2 separate regions of the Homo sapiens genome follow, and region 1 is linked to region 2. A link is an interaction called in ENCODE POLR2A ChIA-PET data of the cell type or tissue named here. Cell type or tissue: OCI-LY7. All regions are shown on one strand. Links, peaks and the distances in the headings refer to the core of each region. The heading gives the core; the rest is flanking DNA. Region 1 has its middle 80 kb from the start of SSTR1. Region 2 has its middle 75 kb from the start of LINC00517.

Region 1 (2,926 bases), core at 334-2,833, 150 kb after region 2:
TGGCAACATTGCAGAACCTTCCTTAGAGTACAGAATATTAGAGGGTATATTTTCTTTCTCCTCTTTATCCAGGAGCAAACTTGACTGTGGTCTGATGGCTTTCCAACTCCCTTCCTATTTCCTTTAACACAGGCATCTTCCCTAACAAGATTCTTGCAGTTTTAATCCCAACTAGATGTCTGTTTCTTGAAACATTCAGACTTACACAGCTCATTTTTCTCATTTATAAAATAGGAAATATTCCTTCATGCTTTCCTTGCAGAGGCATTATAAAGATTAAATGCGACAATGTATGAGGGATGCCTAAAACAATGCCTGGAAAATAGCAGGTGATGATAAAATAGCAGCTTTTCCCTATTGTTGTTCTATTGCACTACATGAGGGTTGAGCCACAGCCCAGAAATTGATCAGAACCTGTGTTCCCAGAAGGTGTAAGAGCTGAGGCAATGCAGAGGGCATGTTTTCCCATCTACCTCATGGGGTATGACATATCTAGAAGTTTAATATATAGCTAACACATTTCTAGTATTCTGGGAAGTTTGGGGTTTTTTTCAGGGTTATATAGAAATATCTAAGATCAAAATCTCTTTTTTGTGAAAGATGAAGAAGGGACGAATTCTCTGGTTCTTTGAACCCTTGAATTCCAGTGAAAACATCACCCCTCCTGATGATACTTGGATTTAAAGTCATATTTCTACTTGCCAAATGACACATTGTATTTTCCCTGTCAATGCAATCAGTAAGCAAGTGGAGAAAATGGAAGGAGGGGGCTTTTCTATGCGTGAACTGAGTGCATGGCAGTGTAATCCACCATCCAAGTGATTATTCTACTAGCAAGTAATGCAGAACAGCCACTCACAGCCTGGCACGGGGGTGGGAATCTTGTTTTTATCAAATTTACTCCGGACACCTGGGAGCTGTAGAAATCTGTATTTGGTTAAGGAAATGTAATCAAACTTAAAGGTGTGAGTTACCTCTGAAGCACAAATATATGATGAATATGTATCCAGGGACTACATTTTCCCATGCAAACAGACATTTTCAAAATGCCAACTGGCAATAAAAGGAATCAGGTGATAGTGACCAGCAGCATTAACATGAAAACAGGTATCAGGAACATTTTCAAAGTCATCTCTTCCTAGCAATTCTGAAGGAGAATGGATTTTCAAAAGGCCAGCTAAAGCTTCAGCGTAGTTATTCTCTTCAGTCTAAGCTAAAGGCTTTCTTCATTAATGTCTACTCTATATCCTCCTCCTTCAGCCATTCAGCTTTTCTTTACCTCAAGCTTACTGCTTCACAGACAGAATTTTCACTAGACAGTCCAAGTGTTTTTCAGATCTTTTTGGCTTTTGACTTTGGGCCAATCTCCATCTCTGTTTCTGCATGCACCTGCCCAGCAGGATGTTAAAATAGATGCTCTCAGCGCCCAGGTGGAGATGAGCTCTTTGCATAACTGTCCTAGAGCCAGATGGTCGGATGACTTAGCACTCAGTCTAAATGTGTCAGAGACTTTAAACCCAGTTATACATCTATTAGGAAGAGATTCACAGATGCTGTTTCTTTATATTAATTTTTCTACTAATTTGGCAGTTCCAAGTGGAACCTAACTATAATTTTTCAAAGGCAAGAGCTTTGGGTCACTGGTATGGAATGCTAGGGATCACAGGAGCCCTGGAAGGGAATTTGGTCCAGTTCCTGTGCTTAAAAGCAAGGTGAAGCTCAGAGCTGCCTGATTTCCTCACTGGTCATTTTCGTTGTCCTAGAATCTCATCTGCCAAGTTGCACAACTTCAGGGAGGACTTTCCACAAAGCTGTGTAATGCAGCCTGCCTTAGCACAACATGGAATCGAAGAATGTTAGAGCTGCCAGGGAGCTAACATCTGTTGGCCAAACCTGCCCAGTGCTCGGAAGTGGAAACCAATGGCCAATGAAGTAGGTGACTTACCCATATCTCACAGCTAGTTAAGAAGAATCCCTGAAGTGTTACAGGCTTGAAAAGGTGTTGCCAAGAATAAAGCCCATTGCTCCCAAGTATGGTAATCATGGTTCACCAGGCTGTCTTCCTATTGTCTTGCTTCAGAGAAATTAATTTTAGAGTCATTTTGGATCAATATTTAACTTAACCAATACTTAATTTAATGATATTTAATTTGATAATAATTCAGTCAATACTTAATTTTTGATTTTAAATATGGTAATATTTTACTTTGAGGAGGAGCAAAATATCTATGTTATTTTCCTCTCTTTTTTGTAGAATTTCTCATGGCAAAGATTTGTAATTAATTTATAGGCTAGAAAGAAGTATGATCCTCCTATGAGGAACACCTTTGTATTGCAAAGGTGACTGTTCACTGGGGAAGACATGCCCTTTAGTAAATTTTCACAACAAGAAACATTTCCCCTGGCTTTAAAACTTTCAGGTACAGTACCACTTGACACACAGAGTGGGGATTAGCTGGATTCGCTGGATTTAGCAATTCATTTTGTGTCTCAGGGCAGTTATCTGACTGTATCCTTGGAACTAGAGGACTCAAGAATATATTTCTAATAGTTTCTGGAAGCTCTGAAAATGTTTCATAATGTATATATGGGTGGATATATAGACATACTTAGCTAACACTTACTGAGTACTTTACTATGTACAAGACACTGACCTAATCACTTTACATTGTTTACTTCACCCTGGGAAGACAGGTATTATTATACCCACTTTATAGATGAAAAAACTGAGGCCTGTGAGAAGTTAAGTGACTAAGTTAAGGTTGCTTAGCTAGCTAGTGGCAGAACTGGGCTGCTGAGTTCTAAACCCATGTATTCAACCTAAATGATATACTGTGGGCCCTACCCTAAAGCCTAGAACTGTGGTGCAAAGTGAGAACTTTACATCCCTGTTTTCCCACTCAAATGTTGCCTTTTCCAAAACCAC
Region 2 (2,926 bases), core at 335-2,834:
TACTATATATGTAAATCTATTGTTTACTATTGAGTTTAGGAACTTATGTTTGCCTAGCAAGTTTGAATGATCCTCTAATTTCTTTGATATATATTTTTTCTTCATGTCTCTTTTCAAAAAGCAAAGGATAGCATCTCAGCTAGGTCAAGAGGGGGAAGAGAAAGACCAAGAAACTTAGTTCCATGCTGTCCTTAGTGAGGTCTATAAATCTTGAGGCATCAGTACTCAGGGGAGGACTTGGAGATTAATGAAAAGATAATGAAAGTGGTAAATATCCAAAAGCTAAGGAAATAAAACAAAATTGCACAAGAAACCTTCAGAGTCAAAGTTATGTGGAGTTACCTATAAAGGACAGAATTTTTATTATTATTTTTTATTAATAATATATGAAGAAAGAGCAAGGCCAACAGAACATGAGAGTGGATTATGGGAAAATGTGGTTGGAATGTCTAGGAGATAAAATTATCTTTTCATTACCGCATTTAAAAAAGATGAGCATTTCCAAGGCTGAATTATGTTCTGTTTTTCTAGGGAATTATATTGTTAAATGCCCATTATAGCTTATTTCTTGATATTAATGTACTTGCTAGGCCTGGTGGATCATGGCTGAGGACTTGGCCACACAAATCAAAAAGTATTCAGAAAGGGTGGGGTTGCCTTGCGCTCTACAAGTGTCTTTCAAAACCATGCGCTTCTGATTCACCTGGAGCCCAGACCCCTTCCCAGGTCTGTGGTGACATGACCAGAATGAGAAGTGAGGGCCAATGGAATGGTGAGAAATGTGGCCGGGGGCATAGCAGTGACCAGATCATGTAGTTCTTCGCTGTGAACCTTTTTAAAGGAGTTTGGAATTTCCTAAGCAAGTAATGTGATCCAGCCTCTGTTTTAGAAGATTTCAGTCTCTGGCTGGCTCAAGTATGGTCATTGAATTAGTACAAACAGTGGTGGAACGGAGACAAGTAATATAGAAAATAGAACTAACATGGAGGCAGTGAGGATGGAGAGAAGTGGGCAGATTTAGGAGCTGTATAGAATCACAGGGGTGGGTGAAGGGTTGGGTGTGAAATGGGAGTCAAGAGCAATTCCAATTCCTAGACCTCTCTTGGCCTTGAGCAGGTGGTTAGGTGGTGGTGCTGTTTAAAAATTTTGGGCAAAATACACATAACAAAATTGACGATCTTAACCATTTCAGTATAGTGAAATATAATTCAGTAGTATTTCAGTACATTCACATTGTTGTGCAACCAATCTCCAGAACTCTTTTCATCTTGCAAAACTGAAACTCTGTACCCATCAAACAACAACTTCCCATTCCCTGCTCCTCCTATCCTATCCACCATTCCTCATTCTGTTTTTTTGAATTTGTTTAATCTAGGTTCTTTGTATAAGTGAAATCATACAGTACTTGTCTTTTTGTGACTGGCTTATTTTAGTCTGCACGATGTCCTCAAGATTCATTCATGTTGTAGCATGTGTCAGAATGTCCTTCCTTTTTGAAGTGGAAACGTATTTCGTTATTTGTGTATTCCACATTTTGTTTATCCATTCATGCATTGATGGACACTTGCTTTCTTCTACCTTTTAGACACGGTGAATATAACTTCTATGGTCATGGGTGTATAAATACCTCTTTGAGATGTGGCTTTCAATTCCCAGAAGTGGAGTTGCTGGATAATATGGGAATCCTATTTTAAATTTATTGAGGAACTACTATATTGTTTTCAATAGCAGCTGCATCATGTTACATTTCTACCAACAGTGCTCAAGAGTTCCAATTTCTCCACATCTTCACCAACACTATTTTTTTCTATTATCTTTCTTTTCTCTTTTTTTAAATAATAGTAGCTATCCTAATGAGTGTGAAATGCTATCTCATTGTAGTTCTGGGATGTTTCTATTTTTGGAGTTTGATGTCTTGTAAAAGATATGAGTAATACATAGGTGATAATTAAATTAATTCTTATTAAATAAGTTTTTATTAAATGATTGTATTAAACTAATATATTAATAAATATATTAAATAAATTAATTTAAAAATTGCTCTGTGAAGTTGAAATAATAAGAGAGAAGGCAAAAGGGTAATGACATAGCTTTTAAATCTCCTTGAATTCCACTCAAAAGTGGGCAATAAAGGTAGATAACAAAACCACTACTACCACCACCAATAACAAAAAATATGGAAACCTCTACAAAAATAAGAGGAGTGAGATACCCCATGAATTCAAAAATACAAAAAGCAAACCAATAATAGCAACAAGAAGGATGCTGTCTAAACAACTGTGTTGGAGAAAGTGGGGTAGGCAGAGGGAGAGCCAACAAAGTCAAAAATAAACAGGCTCCCTTTCAATGAGGGGAGTGCAACTGGCTTTTCTGAGAACAGTATCAAAAACTGGGAGGGGGCTTTGTTGTACTAATGTCCCAGCGAGTGTGAGGGGGCTAAAGGAAGGATACATGCTTAAGAAGTTATGGGGAGTTTCGGGTCCTAGGAACTCTCAAAATTAACAGACAAAAGTGTCCTTTCTGGACATAGACCTTCGCTGAAGACCAACTGTTGGGAGTAGGATCCAGATTGAGCAGTGCATGGGTTCTAGGAGCAGAGGAAAGACAAAATCTAGGAAAAGAATAAGGAAAAGGGACAGAGGAGCAGTGAGTATGAGAACCTATTTGCTGACATTCTTAACAGCAACACAAAAGAAAGCCCTAGAGTCATGAAGGCATGAAAGTCACCCTAAGCCCCCACTGACCTAGCACATAGAAACACCTAAAAGGACAGGGGGACCCATCTCACTTAAAGATGAAGCCACAGCAGAAGACATGAGTCACATCCCACACAGATTCATTACAAGATAAAGAGAATATGGAAGCAGAGCAACATTTTTATAGCAATCAGGTAAAAACCATTAACTAGTGTTTCAAAAACCATCTC

What was found. ChIA-PET counts read pairs that join two places held together with the same protein. Peaks named below come from ENCODE experiments on the same cell type or tissue, not always from the same donor. Only the 100,000 strongest peaks of a DNase experiment are listed, where the experiment ranks them.
Region 1: POLR2A ChIA-PET joins it to region 2 with 6 read pairs; 2 of 35 experiments call an interaction of 5 or more read pairs at or near these places.

What each region holds. Positions count from the first base shown.
Region 1 is chr14:38,126,135-38,129,060 of GRCh38, forward strand. No RefSeq gene overlaps it. Among named protein-coding and RNA genes, the nearest start is that of SSTR1, 80 kb to the right of the region's middle. In OCI-LY7, for the core only: no CTCF peak of the experiment used is centred there; DNase peaks (open chromatin) are centred at 847, 1,427 and 1,837; H3K4me3 peaks cover 2,204 bases; H3K27ac peaks cover 2,500 bases.
Region 2 is chr14:37,975,690-37,978,615 of GRCh38, forward strand. No RefSeq gene overlaps it. Among named protein-coding and RNA genes, the nearest start is that of LINC00517, 75 kb to the left of the region's middle. In OCI-LY7, for the core only: no CTCF peak of the experiment used is centred there; no DNase peak of the experiment used is centred there.